Regions from separate parts of the Homo sapiens genome. Here all the other regions are linked to region 1. Evidence: chromatin contacts called from ENCODE Hi-C or POLR2A ChIA-PET data. All regions are on one chromosome and are shown on one strand. Each heading gives the region's core, a stretch centred on a gene start or an enhancer-like site at or near the end of the contact. The rest is flanking DNA. Distances are from core to core; before and after follow the strand shown.

Region 1 (5,152 bases), core at 1,481-3,980:
GCTGGTCTCGAACTTGTGACCTCAGGTGATCCACCTGCCTCGGCCTCCCAAAGTGCTGGCATTAGAGGCGTGAGCCACTGCACCCGGCCAGGCACCACCACTCTTGAGGGCAGAGGCTGGCATCTTGTTGCATTTGCACAAGGAAGCTGTGGGTACTGCTTCCTCACTGTCTTGTTTCCATACTCCCCAATCTTTTCATGACCCATCCCCATTCCTACATTTAATCACACACATCTCAGAGTGCTAGGGCTTTATTACAAATGGAGTTGACTGCTAGAGAGGCCCTTCTCCAATCTTTCTTCTGTACCTTCTTCCCTCCCAAAGACATCCCTCTAGGGGAGGTCAGTAGGCCATTAGGTAGGAGGAAATCTGGAGAGTGAAAAGGGGCCTTGCTTTTGTCAAAGTCCTCTGAAACAACCACTGAGTCTGAAGGCTGGCTCCAGTTGAGAATCTTCTAGTGGAAGAGGTTTAGCTCTCATCTTCAAGGTCCTTCATTTCTACATCCTGGGGGGCTTTTGTCTTCTTTTGCCTTTTGAGCTGTGGTTCACTAGTCCTGGCTGGCTTTGAAGGGGCTTCCACTGAGTAAAGGGAAGAAGGAAGTATTATCCCAAATAAATCCAGGATTCCCCTCACCCACCTCTGTCCCAGCCTCACCTTCCATGGCTGTCTTCTCTTTCTGGGCAAGCCGGATCTGCTGGAGGAGTTTTCTGCGCTTCTTCCCTGACAGTGTAATGTTGGCACGTGCACTGGACCTGATGGGTAAGTGGAAATAAAGAGAGCTAGGTTAACCTGAACCAACTGAGGTCACACAAATAGTTCTGGCTATAGAAAAAGTATTAAATAGGCTGGGCGCAGTGGCTCACGCCTGTAATCCCAGCACTTTGGGAGGCCGAGGCGGCTGGATCACGAGGTCAGGAGATCGAGACCACGGTGAAACCCTGTCTCTACTAAAAATACAAAACATTAGCTGGGCGCAGTGGCGGGCGCCTGTAGTCCCAGCTACTCGGGAGGCTGCGGCAGGAGAATGGCGTGAACCCAGAAGGCGGAGCTTGCAGTGAGCCGAGATCGCGCCACTGCACTCCAGCCTGGGCGACAAAGCGAGACTCCGTCTCAAAAAAAAAAAAAAAAGGAAAAGTATTAAATAAATATAATATAAATAGTAATAGAAACCCTAAATATTTACATTGAAGAAGCTAATGAAAGGACATAGATCGGGGGCGGTGGCTTATGCCTGTAATCCCAACACTTTGGGAGGCTGAGGTGGGCGGATCACCTGAGGTCAGGAGTTCAAGACCAGCCTGGCCAACATGGTGAAACCCCGTCTCTACTAAAAATACAAAAATTAGCCGGGTGCAGTGGGGAGCACCTGTAATCCCAGCTACTCGGGAGGCTGAGGCAAGAGAATAGCTTAAACCCAGGAGGCAGGGGTTGCAGTGAGCCGAGATCATGCCACTTCACTCCAGCCTGGGCAACAGAGGGAGACTCTGTCTCAAAAAAGAGGAAAAAAAAAAAAAAAAAAAAAAAGGACACAGAAAGTAATTAATGGGATGGGAACTCTTCCTCAAGACACAGGAGGCCTTGAAACTTACAAGTGAAATCCTATGAGTGCCTTTGGGAAAATTCTTCGAGTTTTATGCGCCTATGTGTGCACTTTTCTGTATGTAAAAATAAGTTTACTTATAAAAATCTGTGTGAATGTATAACATTACTTGGAGAATGGAGAGCCAACAGATTTCCTGATATTCTTTTTTTTTTTTTTTTTTTTTTGAGACGGAGTCTCACTCTGTGGCCCAGGCTGGAGTGCAGTGGCGTGATCTCGGCTCACTGCAACCTCCGCCTCCCAGGTTCAAGCAATTCTCCTGCCTCAGCCTCCCGTGTAGCTGGGACTACAGGTGCCGGCCACAACGCCTGGCTAATTTTTGTATTTTTAGCAAAAACGGGGTTTCACCATGTTGGTCAGGCTGGTCTCGAACTCCCGACCTCAGGTGATCCGCCCACCTCAGCCCCCCAAAGTGCTGGGATTACAGGTATGAGCCACCATCCCCGGCTTTCCTGAGATTCTTAACAGAATCCAAAACCCAAAGAAAGGTTGTCTGCTACAGGTATTGTGAGAGGCTATCAGAGCTTAGGAACTAACAGCCGACAGACATTCCCCGCATAAGCGTCAGTGCACAAGGTGAGCTGAGAGGTGAAGCTGCTCCGGAGCTCTGCAGGGAGGAAGGAAGACTCGGTGGGGACGACCAACAGGAAGAGGGTCTAGTACTTACGCCCGCTTCTTGAGGTGGTGCCGCGTGATCAGCCCTTGGTCTATCACAGCCCCGACCACCCGGTGCCTCAGACGCCGCTCCCGATTCAACACCCGCCGGCGTTTGAACAGCTTCTTCTTCAGCTCCTGCCGGGGAGAAAGATGCGAATCAGATGGAGTGGGCTCGCCGCGACCCGGGGCCCCTCCACCAGGCAGCCCCGGCCCCTCACTGATCCCATCTCGTGCGAGATAAAAGGGCTCAGGAACGCTTGAGGAAACAAAGTCGCGGCCCCCACACAGTCACCGTTCGGGGCCGGTTGATCTTTCCCCCCGGAGCTCCCATAGTCGCGATTCCACTCCAGTTCACGGTCCGTACTTCCGCTCAGCGCCGGATCCGCGGGGCTCCGCCCCGGCCTTCCGCGGGCCAATCGCAACTCGGGGGCGGGTCCTCGGGCTATATAAAGGAGCTCCGCGGTGCGGGAGGCCTTTCGGAGGGTGGTGAGCTAGTAAGTGTGGTTTTAGCTGTAGTAGCCAGATTGGGCGGCCGGGAGTGGTGGGGGTGCCGGGTGGAAGGCTCTGGGCGGGGTCTCAGGACCCTCCTTTTCTTGGCGGGGATCGGGCTTGTGGTGCCGCTCCCCGTAATGTACGGAGGAAGAGGGAAAGGGCTCTGGCCCCCTCGGCGTCATGTCTTCGGTGCTGGCGGCTTCCCATCCGCTGGTTCTATCCTCAAACGCCGGGACACCGGGAATCTCGGAGAAGGACAACCGAGATCCAGCTGGCTCCTCCATCGGGGTGCTCACACTTTCTCATTTGATTTCAGGTCTGCGGACGCTGTATACCCTCCTCCACTTCCCGCTGCAGCCAATAAAGGCCGTTCCTACCATAGTCTGTGTCCGCGTTCTTTTTTCCGGGACTGCAGAGTTCGGGGAAGCTGTACGCCGCCTTTCGCTACGCGGAATTTGCAGATCTTCCCCTGGACCTCAGGCCTCTCCGGCTGGAGTAGGGTGGACGCTTCACATAAGCTTCTCTGGTCGAACTTACCCGAATCTCCAGATGGCCGCGCTGCGTCGAATGCTCCACTTGCCGAGCCTGATGATGGGGACGTGCCGCCCCTTTGCGGGTAGGGAGGTGGGGGCAGAGTGGAGAGGGCAAGGTGGGGGCAGAGTGGGGAGGGTAAGGTGGGTTCCTCGTGAGTCAGGAGTGTAGTCCCTGAAATTGTGATTCTCAAACCCTACGGTGGGCCGTGCGTGGTGGCTCACGGCTGTAATGCTAACACTTTGCCAGGCCGAGGCGGGCAGATCGCTTGGCCCAGGAGTTCGAGACCAACCTAGGGCAACATAGCGAGACCCTGTCTACAAAAAAAATTAACCGGGCACGATGGCGCCTATAGTCCTAGCTACTCAGGAGGCTGAGGTGGAGGCTTCAGTGAGCCATCATTGTGCTACTGTACTCAACCCTGGGTCACAGAGTGAGACCCTGTCTCAAAAAAAAAAAAGACGCCAGTGTGTATATACGACGTTTTTGCAGTGGCGACATAGACCAAGTGACACCCTCCAACCGTGCCCACAGGCTCACTGGCTGATAGTTGCCTGGCGGACCGCTGTCTCTGGGATCGGCTGCATGCCCAGCCTCGTTTGGGCACTGTCCCCACCTTCGACTGGTTCTTTGGATACGACGAAGTCCAGGGGCTCCTACTGCCATTGCTGCAGGAGGCACAGGCTGCCAGTCCTCTGCGAGTGCTGGATGTGGGCTGTGGGACTTCCAGCCTATGTACAGGCCTCTACACCAAATCTCCACACCCAGTGGATGTGCTGGGGGTGGACTTTTCTCCTGTGGCTGTGGCCCACATGAATAGCCTCCTGGAGGGTGGCCCAGGCCAAACACCTCTATGCCCTGGACACCCTGCCTCAAGCCTCCACTTCATGCACGCCGATGCTCAGAACCTGGGGGCTGTGGCTTCTTCAGGCTCTTTCCAACTACTGCTGGACAAAGGCACATGGGATGCTGTTGCCCGGGGAGGTCTGCCTAGGGCTTACCAGCTTCTATCAGAATGCTTGAGGGTTCTAAACCCTCAGGGGACCCTGATTCAGTTCTCAGATGAGGACCCTGATGTGCGACTGCCCTGCCTGGAACAAGGGTCCTATGGCTGGACTGTGACTGTGCAGGAGCTAGGCCCGTTCAGGGGCATCACCTACTTTGCTTACTTGATTCAAGGCTCTCATTAAAGACATTTTAGTAGTCCTGACCCTAGTATTTCTGTGGGCAAGGAGAGGGCTGAAGAACTGTCTTTGCAAGCTATCTGGCTGCAAAGTGAGAATTTGAGTCCTGGCTTCCACATTTACTAGCTGGGTGCCATATTGCTGAATGTTTCTGTTCCCCAGTTTACTCATCTGCAGAGTGAGAATAACTTGGAGTTACGGAGATTACATACAATGATGTGCGCAATATTTAGCACAAAATGAATGCTGAAAAGAGAAGGTACAATTGGGTCATTCCCCAGTTTCAACTAACTGGAGCTCCTAAAAGCAGCAGACAGGAACTGAATCAAAACCCCTGCGCTGACTGACTTGTATAATCTAGTGGCCTAACCTGTAAGCCTCATTTTTGTCACCTGTAAAAGGAGATTGTAAGAGGATGGGTATAAGGAGCTTCATAAACCTGGATGAGATATTTGAGGGGGAGGGAACAATACTTACCCTCAAAGCTATTAGGAGGCAGGAGATGGGAATATTCCACAAAGCCACTTCTACAAACACGGGAGCCTGTTGAGTCCCAGAAGGGACAGTGGTTGGTGGCTTCCAGACATGCTGTGTCCTCAAGAATCCAACAAGCATCTTCTTCATCCTGGTCCTGCCCCCAGCTGAGTCCAGCGTTAAATGTTCTTAAAGGACTTCTAGGGTCCTGTGG
Region 2 (5,152 bases), core at 772-3,271, 1.7 Mb after region 1:
TGCTGCCAGTTAACGATGTCCCAAGGTTCTTTCATCACTAGAATTTTTCTTTTGTATTTCTCGAAAGAGCTCTGTTTCACTTAAATGTAGATTCTTATCATATATAATTCTCATGCACACATAAAAAGGATAATAGAAGCAAAATAAATTGGTTACCATGTTCAGAAAACTCCTTCACATTTAGAGTCCAACTTGTTTGAATCATTTTTGGTCTGAGAGTCGTGATGTCTGTGTCTGCCTGCCACCTCCTTCTCTGAGTCCTTGAGAGTTCTACGGAGAGCAGTACTGCTCCAAACATTCCATAAAACAGCCAGGCGCTCTTAAGCCAGCTTTACAATTGTGCAGATGAAGTGGAGCCGAGTTTTCACTCTGCTCTAGGAGTGTCACTGACAGGCCGGGCGTGGTGGCTCACACCTGTAATCCCAGCACTTTCAGAGGCCGAGGTGGGTGGATTGCCTGAGGTCAGGAGTTCGAGACCAGCCTGGCCAACATGGTGAAACCCTGTCTCTACTAAAAACACAAAAAAGCATCTGGGCGTGGTGGCAGGTGCCTATAATCCCAGCTACTCAGGTGGCTGAGGCAGGAGAATTGCTTGAACCCGGGAGACGGAGGTTGCAGTGACCCGAAATTGCACCATTACACTCCAGCCTAGGCGACAGACACAGCGAGACTCCGTCTCACCAAAAAAAAAAAAAAAAAAAAAAAGGGAGTGTCACTGACAAGCCTGGTTCCCTTCCCCTGGGGTTTCCCACCATTTGAGTCCCAGGGCTAAAAAGGGTTCTGCTTGCCTCTAGGATTTCTTCCAAGCTGCTGACACTCTTCTGAAGGATTTGATGCTGGTGCTTTTCAGGTGTGGGTCCTGACAGTGATGTTGGGACGGCAGCTAGCCAGACAGCAACTGTACCATGTAAACTCACTTCAGAGGTGTAGAATGGGGGCTGCGTGAGGCAGCTCATGCCGTCATCTCAGCCCTTCAGGAGGCCAAGGCGGGAGGATCACTTGAGCCCAGGAGTTCGAGACCAGCCCGGGCAACACAGCAAGACTCTGTCTGTACAAAAAACAAGCAAAATAATTAGCCAGGTGTGGTGGCACACACCCGTAGTCCCAGTTACTCAGAAGGCTGAAGTAGGAGAATTGCTTAAGCCCAGGAGGTTGAAGTTGCAGCGAGTTGTGATCTTGCAACTGCACTCCAGACTAGGTCACAGATTCAGACTCTGTCTCTTAAAAACAAAACAAAACAAAAAGTGAAACGTGAACATTAAGCATCTTGGAATAGATAAAACATGCATAATTTCCAATCTTTTTGCTGACCATGCTTCCAGCTGCCTCAGAGCAGTTGCACATTCTGTTCCTGCTGCCTGGAATACCCTCCCTTCCTTTCCACTTTGCCCTGTTAACCCAGCCATCCCTGATCTCATGCGTACTCCAGGATGCCTTCCCTGATCATCCTGCCGAGGTCAAATCCCCTCCCCTTCATAGCACCTAGTATGGCTACAACAGTCTCGAGTGTATAGAGGATGGGGTGGGGTGAGGTCACAGGAATGATGCTCCCTTCTATCTGGGGTTCAAGGGAGGCTTCTTGGAGGAGCATCTGAACCAGGCTTCCCAGGGGATGTGGTTTGGGTAACTTTGAGAAATACTGAAGGGAAAAGAAAGAACGCTGTAGTGAGTGAAGCCTGGCATTTGGGAAGATGGGTGTGTGGGTGACCAAACTCACCACGCAAGGCCCAGAGCCCTTTTGAGGCCCTCGAAGGTCCCAGGCTGGGGTCATCCTCTCCAGTTTCAGTTTGAGAAAACAAGGCCCAGAGAGGTGAAGGGCTGTTCGGTCATTGCCCATGGAGCCAGGGGAGCTGTGGGCCTTCCGCCGCCAACCTCTGGGCTAGCCCTGCAGAGATGCTAGGAGGATGCAGGGAGGTGAGGTGGGGGCTGAGGTAGGACTCAGACTGCCCAGGCCCGCCTGCACCCGGAAGGAGGAAGCTGCACAGGGTGTCTGTGGCTGGCCCCGGGATCCCCCACTCGGGGACTTCCTCTTCCTCTCAGGGCAGGTGCAGCTGCCACAGTGAGACGGGCACCCCGACCCGGGCATGGAGGGGGGCAAGGGGCCCAGGCTCAGAGACTTCCTGAGTGGGAGTCTGGCTACCTGGGTGAGGGGGCAGGTGGCAGCGGGTTGGGGAGGGGAAGTGAGCCCCAGCCAGGGGCTGGTGTTGGCGCTGGCCGGGGGAGGGTGAGGCAGAACCAGGCCGGAGGGGAGGGCTGGGTTCAAATGTGGGGGATGGAGATATGGTGTGGGGGGCTGTGGTGAGGGAAGAGGGGACAGAGGCACTCAGAGGACGGGTGAGAAGGGGTGCTTGGGCTCACTGGGGCAGGTCGGAGGGGCTCAGGGTTCACTCTGCTGGTCGGCTGACCCCTCTGGGCTCCTCACAGGCGCTGGGACTGGCCGGGCTGGTCGGGGAGGCGGAGGACTCGGAGGGGGAAGAAGAGGAAGAGGAGGAAGAGCCGCCCCTTTGGTTGGAGAAGAGATTCCTGCGCCTCAGCGATGGGGCCCTGCTCCTCCGGGTGCTGGGCATCATGTAAGGGGCATCGGGCCGGGGCGGTGGCGGGGAAGGATCTGAGAGGAGGGGAAGCGGGTGGGCGGAGCCTGATGCTCAGTGGGCGGGGCCTGAGGGACGGTGGGCGAGGCCTGTTGACGGGAGGCGGGTCCTCGAGCCCACCTCCGGCTCATAGTGCCCCCAGCTCCCGAGGGGGACCTCGGATGCTCAGAGGCCTTGACGGACCTGCTGCCTGGCGAGTGTGGAACCTGAACCACCTGTGGGGCCGACTGAGGGACTTCTACCAGGTAAGGGGTCTCGAGGGAAAGGCGGAGACAGGAGGGGAAGAGGAGCCCCTTCGGGAAGGCGCCTCATATAGTCTGCCTCTCTGCCTCCAGGAGGAGCTGCAGCTGCTGATCCTGTCGCCACCCCCAGACCTCCAGACATTGGGATTTGACCCTCTCTCAGGTGCTCTCCCCACCCACACCCTCCTGCCTCTGCCCCCGCACTACTCTACCTTCCCCGCCCCAGTTAACCCCTTGTGGCATGTGCCTTGCAGAAGAAGCGGTGGAGCAGCTGGAAGGCGTTCTTCGGCTACTGTTGGGAGCGTCAGTACAGGTGAGCCGGCGGTGGGAAGGAAAGGTTAGGGTCGAGCTTTGGCGGTAGAGGAGGGAGATCCTGCACCAGCTCCCCTTCCTGTCTCCCCTCAGTGTGAGCACCGGGAACTCTTCATCCGCCACATCCAGGGCCTCAGTCTCGAGGTCCAGAGCGAGCTGGCCGCTGCCATCCAGGAGGTACTGAGACGGTTCGGCAGCCCAGACTGGTATGGCACCTGGGACGCCCTTGCCACACCGCGGCTTCCACTGAACTGCTCTTCCTGCGCCCCAGGTGACCCAGCCGGGGGCCGGCGTGGTGCTGGCACTGTCTGGGCCAGATCCTGGGGAGCTGGCACCTGCCGAGCTGGAGATGCTGTCCCGGAGCCTGATGGGGACACTGTCGAAGCTGGCACGGGAGCGTGACCTGGGGGCCCAGGTAGGGGCAGCAGGGGCATCGTGGACTCAGGTTGGGGAACTGGAGGACCATCAGGGAGCCGGTTGTGCAAGGGAGATGGAAGTTTGGGGCCCAGGCATGGGGTTGTGGTCTGAGGTCTTGGGCCATCAGTGATGTCACAACCAGATGGCCCAAGACCCCAGACCACAACCCCATGTCTGGTGTTGTGGTTGGGGGTCGATGTGCAGAGGCATTGGATAAGTTAGTCCTGACCCTTGACCCCTGACCTACAGCGGCTGGCTGAACTGCTGCTGGAGCGAGAACCCCTCTGCTTGAGGCCTGAGGCTCCCTCTAGGGCTCCCGCCGAGGGCCCCTCGCACCATCTGGCCCTGCAGCTGGCCAACGCCAAGGCTCAGCTGCGGCGTCTGCGGCAGGAGCTGTGAGTGTGCGCAGCCTGGGAAGGGGACTGAGTGGAGAGGGGCAGATTAAGCCTGGATGGGACCCTAGCCCTGGTGGCTACGGGAGGGGTCAGGCCTGGGAAGGGCTGGGGGTTGTGGGCCCCCAGACCCTCCCTAGACTCCCCTTCCCTCCAGGGAGGAGAAGGCCGAGCTGCTGCTAGACTCCCAGGCCGAGGTGCAGGGTTTGGAGGCCGAAATAAGAAGGCTCCGCCAGGAGGTGCGCTCACATGCTCCCCGCCACCGCGGCATTCCCTAACCTCCCCGCACCCGGTCCCATTGCCTCCCTCCCAACCCGGCTCCTTCCCGTCCCTAATCCCTCTGGCCCGCGGCTGGCTGTTCCCAGCTCCACACCGTCTGGCCCAGGCCCAGGCGCTGTCGGGACAGGCCAAGCGGGCCGAGCTGTACCGCGAGGAGGCAGAGGCGCTGCGGGAGCGGGCCGGCCGCCTGCCCCGCCTGCAGGAGGAGCTGAGGCGCTGCCGCGAGCGGCTGCAGGCGGCTGAGGCCTACAAGAGTCAGCTGGAGGTGAGGCGGAGACGGAGCCGCGGGGCGGGGCGTGCGCGAGGGGGCGGGCCAGGAGGAGGGGCGAGATTGGGTCCCGAGGGCAGAGAGGCAGGTTCTCTGGAGGGGACAGTCACAGGTGGAGAAATGGGTGAGGACAAATTCAGGGAGGTGGCGTCTGGGAAAGGGCCTCCAGAGGATGGGGCAGGTGTAGGGGAGTGGGGGGGCTGTGTAAGTGATGCAGCCTTGGAAGGAGGGCTGTTCCCGGGGGGGAGGGGCGGGGCATGGACAGAAGGGCGGGGCCTGCACAAAGGGCGGGGCCAGGGGCGAGGGAGAAAGTACCTGAAGAGATCTTGGTGGGAAGAAGATGGAAGGGAGTGGCGGGGCCTAGAGACTGATGGGGTGCAGGGTGGGGGAGGGAGGCAGGGTCTGTGACAGGCTGAGGGGAAGGAGTTTGGGACCCTCAGGCGCTGGAGTGCATGGGGGCTGCGTGGCTACCGGTTCTCCCTGCTCTCCCACCAGGAGGAGCGGGTGCTCTCGGGGGTGCTGGAGGCGTCCAAGGCGCTGCTGGAAGAGCAGCTGGAGGCTGCCCGAGAGCGCTGCGCCCGGCTGCACGAGACCCAGCGCGAGAACCTGCTGCTGCGAACCCGGCTGGGCGAGGCCCATGCGGTAAGGTAG
Region 3 (5,152 bases), core at 1,166-3,665, 1.3 Mb after region 1:
GGAGTTCAAGACCAGCCTGGCCAACATGGCGAAACCCTGTCGCTATTAAAAATGCAAAAATTAGCCGGGTGTGGTGGCATACACCTGTAATCCCAGCTGCTTGGGAGGCTGAGGCAGGAGAATCGCTTGAGCCAGGGAGGTGGAGGTTGCAGTGAGCTGATATTGCACCACTGCACTCCAGCCTGGGTGATGCATGTCTCAAAAACAAAACCCAAAGTGCAGAGGCAAGGCCAGGTGCCCTGACAAATGCCTGTAATCCCAGCACTTTGGGAGGCTGATCTGGGTGGATCGCTTCAGCTCACGAGTTTGAGACTAGCCTGACTAACATAGCAAGACCCCCCTCCAGCTCTACAAACACTACAAAAATTAGGCTGGGCGCTGTGGCTCATGCCTGTAATCCCAGCACCTTGGGAGGCCAAGGTGGGTGGATCGCCTGAAGTCAGGAGTTCGAGACCAGCCTGGCCAACATGGTGAAACCTTGTCTCTACTAAAAATACAAAAAATAGCCGGGCATGGTGGCAGATGCCTGTAATCCCAGCTACTCAGGAGGCTGAGGCAGGAGAATTGCTTGAACCCGGGAGGCGGAGGTTGCAGAGAGCCAAGATAGTGCCACTGCACTCCAGCCTGGGCAACAGCGCAAGACTCTATTTCAAAAAAAAAAAAAAAAAAAAAAAGCCAGGCATGGTGGTGGGCACCTGTAATCCCAGCTACTTGGGAGGCTGAGGTGGGAGGTTGGCTTGAGTCTGGGAGGTGGAGGTTGCAAGGCTGCAGTGAGCCGAGATCACACCACACTCCACTCCAGCCTGGGCTTAGAGCTAGACCTTGTCTCAACATCAATAACAAAATGCAGAGTGCATTTTGAATGCAACAAAAGGCTTGTTGGTGGAAATCAGAGAGCAGGGTCGAAGGTGTGGAATATTGAAGAGTTTTGAGAGTTGAGGCTGGACAGTGACATCCGGGAATTGGGATTTTGACTAGGAAGCAATGGGGAGCCACTGAAAGTATATGACTTGGTCAGATTTAGGTTTAAAAAACCAAGAAGGAAGGGATGGGGGAGGGAGAGAGAGTGATAGGGTAGGAAGGAAGGGAAGTTGGCTGCTCCAGCATGGTAACTGGAATTGAAGAGTGTAATAGTAATTGAGGGAGGTTTGGTTACTAGGTCAGTGTCAGGAATTCTCAACAAAAACGACGGAGGCCTGGTGGAGAGGAGGGGACTCTCAATAGAGAGATTTTTTTTTTTTTTTTTTTTTGAGACGGAGTCTTGCTGTGTCGCCCAGGCTGGAGTGCAGTGGCGTGATCTCAGCTCACTGCAACCTCTGCCTACCGGGTTCAAGCAGTTCTCCTGCCTCAGCCTCCCTAGTAGCTGAGATTACAGGCATCTACCACCATGCCTGGCTATTTTTTGTATTCTTAGTCGAGATGGAGTCTCACCATGTTGGCCAGGCTGCTTTCGAACTTTTTTTATTGTTGTTTTTTATTTTTGAGATGGAGTTTCGCTCTTGTGGCCCAGTCTGGACTGCAATGGCTCAATCTCGGCTCACTGCAACTTCCGTCTCCTGGGTTCAGCAATTCTCCTGACTCAGCCTCCCGAGTAGCTGGAATTACAGGCGCCCACCACCATGCCCAGCTAATTTTTGTATTTTTAGTAGAGACGGGGTTTCACCATGTTGGCCAGTCTGGTCTCGAACTGTTGACCTCAGGTGATCCACCCGCCTCGGCCTCCCAAAATGTTGGGATTACAAGCGTGAGCCACTGCGCCCGGCCAATTTTTGTATTTTTCGTAGAGATGGGGTTTCACCATGCTGGCAAGACTGGTCTCAAACTCCTGACCTCAGATGATCTACCGGCCCCGGCCTCCCAAAGTGTTGGGATTACATGCGTGAGCCACTGCGCCCGGCCAATTTTTGTATTTTTCGTAGAGATGGGGTTTCACCATGCTGGCAAGACTGGTGTCAAACTCCTGACCTCAGATGATCTACCCGCCCCGGCCTCCCAAAGTGCTGGGATTAGAGGCGTGAGCCAACGCGCCCAGCCCGTACTTTTTTTTTTTTAGTACAGACGGCCTCCCAAAAGTTCTGAGATTACGGGCGTGAGCCACCACGCCCAGCCTGAATAGAGAGAGATTTAACAGTATGAATGAAGGGAGGAGTCAAGAACAGTTTAGGCTTCTCGCGTACATGATTGGGTGGCCCCAGATGTCATTCACAAGTATAAGCCTTGGAGGCGGAACATAACTCGAAGAAGAGCCCTTTTGTGCTCCGCCCATAGCGTAGGAAGGTGTCAATTGGCTGTTTCGAGGAACGCGCCAAAAACTGCCAAGGGCTGTGGGAGGTGTGTTCTTGCGTCATTTCCGAGAGACTTCCGCGCCGCAGTTTCCCTGCTTCCCCAGCTCCAGAACTTCCGGCCAGCGCAGCCATTTTGGCTTCCTGACCTTGGGCTACGGCTGACCGTTTTTTGTGGTGTACTCCGTGCCATCATGTCCGTCCTGACGCCGCTGCTGCTGCGGGGCTTGACAGGCTCGGCCCGGCGGCTCCCAGTGCCGCGCGCCAAGATCCATTCGTTGCCGCCGGAGGGGAAGCTTGGGATCATGGTGAGGAACGGGCCTGGAAGAGCGCGGGAGGCGCCGTGGGCTGACCCCTTCTGCCTAGCTGACCTCAGGTGGTCCTGAGAATGCCTCGCGCCCCGCAGCGTAGCGGGGAGCAGCAGTGCCGGTTTGGGCATGTCTGGAGGGCGCGAACGACGGGGACAGTGCCCGGGCGACAGTCGGGGCTGTCGGCGTTAGGTCTTTCCCCACAGCCCCAGGATCTCGGGTCTGGTCCTGTCAGGCCCTCCCTCTCCTGTCGCCTCCTCGCTGCGCCGCCTCCTGCCGACTTCTTTAGCCGCTCTGAGCCCATTTTCTCGTTGGTTCACTGGGGGATGCCTGACGCTGTCAGCGACGAAAATGGTTGTTACTGCTATTTATTTTATTTTATTTTATTTTACTTATTTATTTTGAGACGGGTTCTCGCTCTGTCGCCAGGCTGGAGTGCAGTGGCGCGATCTCGGCTCACTGCAGCCTCCGACTCCCGGGTTCAAGCGATTCTCCTGCCTCAGCCTCCCGAATAGCTGGGACTACAGGCGCGTGCCACCATGCCCAACTAAATTTTGTATTTTTAGTAGAGACGGGGTTTCACCATGTTGGCCAGGATGGTCTCGATCTCTTGACCTCGTGATCCGCCTGCCTCAACCTCCCAAAGTGCTGGGATTACAGGCGTGAGCCACTGCGCCCGGCCTGGGAGGGGGTTTTCAGGCAAGGAAGGATAGGTATCGTTTTGGAGTTACTGGCCCATGCAAGGATCCTGGGTCTTAACATACAGGCTTTGCTTTTTTTGTTTGTTGTTTGTTTTTTTGAGACGGAGTCTTGCTCTGTCACCCAGGCTGGAGTGCAGTGGTGCGATCTCGGCTTACTGCAACCTCCGCCTCCCAGGTTTAAGCCAAGCCATTCTCCTGCCTCAGTCTCCCGAGTAGCTGGGATCACAGGCGCCCGCCACCACTCCCGGCTAATTTTTTGTATTTTTAGTAGAGACGGGGTTTCACCATGTTGGTCAGGCTGGTCTCTAACTCCTGACCTTGTGATCCGCCCGCCTTGGCCTCCCAAATTGCTGGGATTACAGGTGTGAGCCACCATGCCCGGCCCAGACCAGCTTTAAAACAGGTTTCAATAAATCCTGCTTCCTGTCCCTTCCTTTACCATCTGGTGGTGCATTTCTCCCTGAACCCTAACCCCAGCTGTCTCTCCTTCCTCTCACTCTTCCCCCTCCTTATAACTGACCCTTTACCTCAAGGGTTAGCGTAGCTTTGGACCTGCTCTGTCTGCTCCGTGGAGCGTGGATTCCTTTAACGTGAGGATGCGGGGCCTCCCACTTGCCTCTGAGTCCTGGCTCCCTGAGCGGGGCTTTCTGCTGCCTGGGAACTGCAAGGACTTAGAGAGCCTAGGGGAATACTGACTCCGAGGTGCCTTCTTTCTTGTGCTCTGTGTAGGAATTGGCCGTTGGGCTTACCTCCTGCTTCGTGACCTTCCTCCTGCCAGCGGGCTGGATCCTGTCACACCTGGAGACCTACAGGAGGCCAGAGTGAAGGGGTCCGTTCTGTCCCTCACACTGTGACCTGACCAGCCCCACCGGCCCATCCTGGTCATGTTACTGCATTTGTGGCCGGCCTCCCCTGGATCATGTCATTCAATTCCAGTCACCTCTTCTGCAATCATGACCTCTTGATGTCTCCATGGTGACCTCCTTGGGGGTCACTGACCCTGCTTGGTGGGGTCCCCCTTGTAACAATAAAATCTATTTAAACTTTACTTCAGAAATTCATTGTGCCTTCCCTCCTGCCTGGGCTCATGCCTCCACTGGCACTGGGTGGAGGTGTGGAGAAGAGCGCCCGGCTGGCTGCCCTGTGGTAGGTTTTGTGTGCCTCAGCTGGACTCCTCGTGTGCTTCTGTACCTTTAAATGGTGCCTGGCTTCCTGGGAAGACAAAGCCTGTTGTCATTGTGCAGCTTTTCTGGCTCATCCCCTCCAGCTCCCTTGTTTGTGCAAAGCCCAATGGGCGTGTATGTGTCTGTGTGTGTGTGTGTGTGTGTGTGTGTGTGTGTGTGTGTGTGTCCCACTGGGGCTGGATCTTCAGCTAGAAGCCTTTCCTCTAAGGGGCCAGCCTTCTCTGGTCTTCCTTTTTGGTGGACTTCATTTCTTAGGTGCTGGTGCCCTTCCTAATTGGGGGTAGGGACTTTGCAGAATCTTGGCTTTTTTTTTTTTTTTTTTTTTTTTTTGAGACTGACTCCTGCTCTGTTGCCCAGGCTGGAGTGCAGTGATGCGATCTCGGCTCACTGCAACCTCCGCCTCTCAGGTTCAAGGGATTCTGCTGTTTCAGCCTCCTGAGGCATTACAGGCACCCACTACCACGCCCGGCTAATTTTTTTTTGTATTTTTAGTAGAGACGAGGTTTCACCATGTTGGCCAGGCTGGTCTCGAACTCCTCCTGACCTCAAGTGATCCACCCACCTTGGCCTCCCAGAGTGCTGAGATTACAGCCACTGCGCCTGGCAATCTTGCCTTTTTAATTTTTTTTTCAAGACAGAGTCTTGCTCTGTCACCCAGGCTGGAGTGCAGTGGTGTG
Region 4 (5,152 bases), core at 1,398-3,897, 1.0 Mb after region 1:
CACTTTTGTATCTCTTTCCTAAGAATAAGAATGCCACCAAAGGTTTGAATTAGCTGTGTTCCTTTTTTTTTTTTTTTTTTTTTTTTGAGACAAGGTCTCACTCTGTTGCCTAGGCTGGAGTGCAGTGGCAAGAACAAGGCTCACTGCAGAAAAAAGAAAAAAAAAAAGGCTCACTGCAGCCAACTTCCTGGGCTCACTCCATCCTCTCACCTCAGCCTCCTGAGTAGCCAGAACTACAGGCCTGCAACACCACGTTGGCTAACTTTTTTTTAATTTTTTTTTGGGTGGGGGGGGGCGTCTCACCATGTTGGCCAGGCTGGTCTTGAACTCCTGACCTCAGGTGATCCACCTGCCTCAGCCTCCCAAAATGCTGGGATTACAGGAGTAAACCACAGCTCCCGGCCAAGTAAGGATTTCCTAATTAGCGCCTACTATACCAGGAAAGCCTGTCTTCTAATCTGTTAACATACTTCAGCTGTGAAATATATCTAAGGTGTTCTGACAATCGAAATACCACGCAACTGGGCCAGGCGCCGTGGCTCACACCTGCAATCCCAGCACTTTGGGAGGCCGAGCTAGGAGGATCACCTGAGGTCAGGAGTTCAAGATCAGCCTGGCAAACATGGTGAAACCCCGTCTCTACTAAAAATACAAAAATTACCCAGGCGCGGTGGAGGGCGCCTGTAATCCCAGCTACCTGGGAGGCTGCGGCAGGAGAATCGCTTGAACCTGGGAGGCGGAGGTTGCAGTGAGCAGAGATCGCGCCATTGCACTCCACCCTGGGCGAGAGAGCAAGACTCCTTCTCACCAGAAGAAAAAAAAAGAAAAGAAAAAGAAAATTAAGCTAGTACACAACACCACATCTATCCCGTTACTTCTATTTCATGAATTCTACTACAATGAGGTAGTAAACTGTAGCTAATACAATAATGGGCCGGGCACGATGGCTCACGCCTGTAATCCCAGTACTTGGGAGGCCGAGGAGAGGAGGGTGGTTCACCTGAGGTCAGGAGTTCGAGACCAGCCTGGCCAACGTGGTGAAACCCCGTTTCTACTAAAAATACAAAAAATTAGCTGGGCCTGGTGGCGGATGTCTATAATCCCAGCTACTCGGGAGGCTGACGCAGGAGAATCATTTGAACCCAGGAGGCGGAGGGTGCAGTGAGCCGAGACTGCGCCACTGTACTCCAGTTTAGGTAGCAAAAACGAAACTCCGTCTCAAAAAAAAATAGCCGCGCATGGTGGAGAGCGCCTGTAATCCCAGCTACCCGGGAGGATGAGGCAGAAGAATTGCTTGAACCCAGGAAGCGGAGGTTGCAATCAGCCGAGATCGCGCCATTGCACTCCAGCCTGGGTGACCAGAGCAAAACTCCGTCTCAAAAAATAATAATAAAACAATGTGCTGGACTACTGCAATACTGAGATCCTTCTCAGCCAAGTGTTTACAGGTGTTAGAGCGGCAACAGGAATTTCTGGAGTACAAGCTAATCTCTGTGGGAATGGAAAAAAAAAAGCACTAATTTGAATTTCAGTACCTATGTTGCAATGCTAAATTCTTGACAGGGATTAGTACTCCGTAGGTTATGCTTCTTAAATCTCCAAAAGTAAGCCAATATGTGAAATCGTACATTTTTGGTCCGTTATTCTAAGACTGACAAAACGTTCCATTGCTTCGTATTTGAATTTGAGAACTGAGACTCATTTAAAAATTCTTCACTGTTCTTTTCCTTTTTGCTCTTCGATTTCGCAAGTGAAACGGTCATTTCAACAGCACACACATTACACTAGAATAAAGCCAAGTAAAATGACAGACTAAATCAGATCCGTGAATACACGGTGACTCCTTATTTGGTTTTTAATACTTTCACTATGTTTCATGTCTTCGGGAAAGCAAAAGAACAACGTACTGTGCCAAAAGCACTAACTTACGAAAAACCAATTTAGACCAATTCTTTACAGCGTTAAGTATGGGTTGAAAACCAACTTTCCTAATACTTGTGGTCAGTGCCTCAAGGTCGTTAGGATAAAAATAAAGCTTCCAAGACACTTCGCAGCCTTCCAGCACTTCCAGAAAGGCCAAATAAACCAGCATTCACCTTCCCGCTCCATCCAGGCCCCGATTCTCCGACCAGAGAGGGCGCTGAGTGCCCGGGCACGGAGGGGCAGCGCCCTGGGGCGCCCGGCTCTGCCCAGGGCGGGGCTCGGCGGGGCCGAAGCTCCGGACGCCGCCCACGGGGACCACCGGCCCTTGGGCCGCCCAGGGGCAGCTGCAGCCCAGGGGAGGAGCTGGAGGAGCCCCCGGCGGCACCAGGGCCCGAGCCCTGACGGCGGCCGCCCCCGGCCGAAAAGTAAGGAAGGTGCCGCCCTCGCTGGACCAGCTGGGCCCGAAGAGGGGCCCCCCCACCACAAATTCGGAAACCGAGTGACCCCGGCGAGGGACGCGCGGTCCCAGCCCCGGGACGAGGAAGGGCGGCGGCGCGGGCGGGGGTTCTTTTCAGAACTACAGCAGGGAAGGCGGCGGGGGTGGCCGCGGGGCGATCCAGGGAAAATCGGCGCCTCACCTGCTCCTCTTGAGGCAGCTGCTGCCACTCGCTGAGGGGACAACATGGAGCCTCCGCCTTCAAAGCAGAAGCAGCAGGGGTGCAGAGGAGAGGGACGGGTGCGGGCGGGAACGAACCGGGCCCTGGAAGCGGGAAACGGGCGGAGCCTGGGCTCTAGAAAAAACTAGCCAGAAGGTGGGGCACGCGGAGCCGCGACGGAGCGAGCGCAGCGCGGTCTGCGTGGCCCAACGGACAGCCCGAGGCGTGGCGAGCGCAGGACGAGGCTAGGCGAGGCGGGGCGGGAAAGCGCACGCGGCAGAATCCCGCCACCGCCTGCCGCGTGTGCGCGAAGCGAGCCGCCGGGTACCTGTTGGCGGGGCGCTGAGTGCTACCGTCCTTTGGGAATTGTAGTCCCGCGCTCACTGGGTCCCGGCCAGCGGTCCTCATACTGCGCACTCATCTGGGGCGGGGCTTGGCGTGGTTCTCCGACGACTGAACTACAACTCCCAGCAGGCTGTGCGGGAAGGGGCGGGCTGGCTCGGGTCCTCCTGCGAGCTGCGGCCGGCGCCTAACGTGCAGACCAGGCCCCAGGCCGAGGCTTTATCCTGGAACCACCAGTGTGAGAGACAGCTTTGGTGTTTAACTAGGCCTGGGACCACAGGTGGGCAGAAGAGAGGCCTCAACCCTGGATGGCATGAACGTCACTGGGTCTTTAATGATTTTGACTTCATAAGGGCAGGTGGCCGTGACTTCATTACCACCTTTATTATCATCTCCCTATATTCCTGTCCCTGGCCATGGCTGATGCGCACCATCACCGCTCTGATAGCTAATGTAAGAAGTCCAGGCCGGGCGCCGTGCCTCACGCCTGTAATCCCAGCACTTTGGGAGGCCGAGGCGGGTGGATCACCTGAGGTCGTGGGCGTTCGAGACCAGCCTGACCAACATGGAGAATCCCCGTCTCTACTAAAAATACGAAATTAGCCAGGCGTAGTGGCGCACGCTTGTAATCCCAGCTAGTCCAGAGGCTGAACAGGAGAATCGCTTGAACCCAGGAGGCGGAGGTTGCAGTGAGCCGAGATCGCACCATTGCACACCAGCGTAGGCAACAGGAGCAAAACTCCATCAAAAAAAAAAAAAAAAAACTTGCACGCACATCCCAGCATTCTCTGCTCCTTTTCCCTGCATTACTTTTCTCCAAAAGACTTCATACCACTTGGCCAGGCGCGGTGGCTCACGCCTGTAATCCCAGCACTTTGGGAGGCTGAGGTGGTTGGATCACCTGAGGTCGGGAGTTCAAGACCAGCCAGGCTAACATGGTGAAACCCCATCTCTTCTAAAAATACAAAAAATTAACCAGGCGTGGTGGCAGGCGCCTGTAATCCCAGCTACTCGGGAGGCTGAGGCAGGAGAGGTTGCATTGAGTGGAGATGGCACCACTGCACTCCAGCCTGGGAGAAAGAGCAAGACTCCATCTCAAAAAAAAAAAAAAAAAAAAAGACTTCCTGCTACTATCTGACTTATGTTTTACCTTTCATTGTGTTTGTCTCTTCCCACTGAATGTAAGTTCCAAACAGATAGGAATTTTTGTCTGTTTTGTTTACTTGTATATCCCCAGTCCCTAAATACTGCTGGCAGATAATAGAGACTCAAATATCTATTGAATTAATGGATGAAGAAGATATATGTTACATCTAACACTGCTCACTCACTTTCTGGTTCCTTTAATATTAAATACCTAACTTTTACTATTGAACAAAATACCCTAGTTTATTTTAAGGGCTCCCCAGAGATTCACTGAAATCCAACTTCTCAGGAAGTGACCAGCAAATACTGATATATGTCTCAATATTACATCATCAAGGTATCAAGGTCAATGTTAGCACATCAGCATTGTAGCCCTTGTAGAAGCTTTTGGCATTTGGAACAAAACAGTACAAATTATAGGTGGACTTAAGGATTAGTCACAACTTAGAAAGCAACCCCTGTAAATGAGAAACATGTTTTGTGTTATTTCCTTCTCAAATATCCAGGGTCATCAAAACACTGGACATTGAAAGTGCCAAATATTGACAATACTGGTTACAGCCTGCCTTCAGCTATCTCACTCTGAATTGAGTTATGTGCTATGATCAGAGGTTGAGCTTCCCTTGAGGTTTTCCAGAAGTAGGTGACATGTAGACATATTTGAGTGGACAGACTACTGGCTTTGGGGTCAGACTTACCTGGCTCTGATGTTCACTAGCTATGCAACCTTGGGCGAGCTACTTAACCTCTCTGAATCCATTTCATCATCTGCAAAATGATTTAAAGACCCACACGGTTGTTCTAGGCTAAGTGAGCTGTGTGTTTGGAAATGATGACTGCGTGGTTAGTGATCAAAATTAGTAATCAGCATATTCATTCTGGAAAAGCAAAATAAAGTCATAAATATTCAAGATACTCAAGTGGTTTATGAAACACAAAAATAGCAAAATTGTTTTCTGCAATGGCATCCACCATGACTCAGGTTCCAAAGCTTTCCAAAAATAGGTCATTTGTTATATGCCAGGTACCGTGATAGGCCATAATGCTGCATAAGACACATTCCTATCCTCCAGAGACTCGCAGTC

The links. Hi-C counts contacts between places; a loop is a spot of excess contacts on that map. ChIA-PET counts read pairs that join two places held with the same protein, here RNA polymerase II (POLR2A). Pooled maps may share reads with other maps.
Region 2: a pooled map shows a loop between it and region 1 (5-fold over the local background). The contact joins the promoter of CCDC88B here to the promoter of CSKMT in region 1. A Hi-C loop is called at or near these places in 2 of 50 pooled maps. POLR2A ChIA-PET finds 5 or more read pairs at or near these places in 3 of 52 experiments (GM10248, HEK293 and PC-9).
Region 3: a pooled map shows a loop between it and region 1 (5-fold over the local background). The contact joins the promoter of COX8A here to the promoter of CSKMT in region 1. A Hi-C loop is called at or near these places in 5 of 50 pooled maps. POLR2A ChIA-PET finds 5 or more read pairs at or near these places in 2 of 52 experiments (H1 and activated T-cell).
Region 4: a loop to region 1 is called in a pooled map, with 10 times the contacts of the local background. The contact joins the promoter of ATL3 here to the promoter of CSKMT in region 1. A Hi-C loop is called at or near these places in 1 of 37 single-sample maps with no recorded cell type and 6 of 50 pooled maps. POLR2A ChIA-PET finds 5 or more read pairs at or near these places in 1 of 52 experiments (A549).

The regions. Positions count from the first base shown.
Region 1 is chr11:62,662,582-62,667,733 of GRCh38, forward strand. It overlaps CSKMT (citrate synthase lysine methyltransferase), which reads left to right and starts at 2,731. Exons shown (of 3, transcript NM_001043229.2): 1 at 2,731-2,751; 2 at 3,066-3,365; 3 at 3,815-5,152. The coding sequence starts at 3,299. The coding sequence ends at 4,470. It overlaps LBHD1 (LBH domain containing 1), which reads right to left. Exons shown (of 7, transcript NM_024099.5): 4 at 4,942-5,152; 5 at 2,268-2,392; 6 at 655-752; 7 at 236-578. The coding sequence ends at 548. It overlaps C11orf98 (chromosome 11 open reading frame 98), which reads right to left and starts at 2,629. Exons shown (of 4, transcript NM_001286086.2): 1 at 2,550-2,629; 2 at 2,268-2,392; 3 at 655-752; 4 at 236-578. The coding sequence starts at 2,588. The coding sequence ends at 469. SNORA57 (small nucleolar RNA, H/ACA box 57) reads left to right here and starts at 2,841; the gene lies at 2,841-2,989. RefSeq lists enhancers at 2,849-3,078, 3,749-3,858, 3,909-3,958, 3,979-4,078.
Region 2 is chr11:64,338,183-64,343,334 of GRCh38, forward strand. CCDC88B (coiled-coil domain containing 88B) reads left to right here and starts at 2,022. Exons shown (of 27, transcript NM_032251.6): 1 at 2,022-2,144; 2 at 2,425-2,570; 3 at 2,725-2,836; 4 at 2,927-2,996; 5 at 3,088-3,146; 6 at 3,239-3,322; 7 at 3,417-3,560; 8 at 3,812-3,957; 9 at 4,112-4,193; 10 at 4,340-4,498; 11 at 4,997-5,143. The coding sequence starts at 2,085. It overlaps LOC102723878 (a long non-coding RNA gene), which reads right to left and starts at 2,610. Exons shown (of 4, transcript NR_188518.1): 1 at 2,359-2,610; 2 at 1,718-1,896. It overlaps MIR7155 (microRNA 7155), which reads right to left and starts at 3,722; the gene lies at 3,667-3,722. RefSeq lists silencers at 2,561-2,640, 2,661-2,710, 4,575-4,869.
Region 3 is chr11:63,972,205-63,977,356 of GRCh38, forward strand. COX8A (cytochrome c oxidase subunit 8A) reads left to right here and starts at 2,416. Exons shown (of 2, transcript NM_004074.3): 1 at 2,416-2,590; 2 at 4,021-4,339. The coding sequence starts at 2,477. The coding sequence ends at 4,116. RefSeq lists enhancers at 2,330-2,769, 5,067-5,152.
Region 4 is chr11:63,668,729-63,673,880 of GRCh38, forward strand. ATL3 (atlastin GTPase 3) reads right to left here and starts at 2,648. Exons shown (of 13, transcript NM_015459.5): 1 at 2,562-2,648. The coding sequence starts at 2,607. RefSeq lists enhancers at 2,013-2,514, 2,515-3,014, 3,055-3,164 and silencers at 2,175-2,434, 2,465-2,524, 2,845-2,964.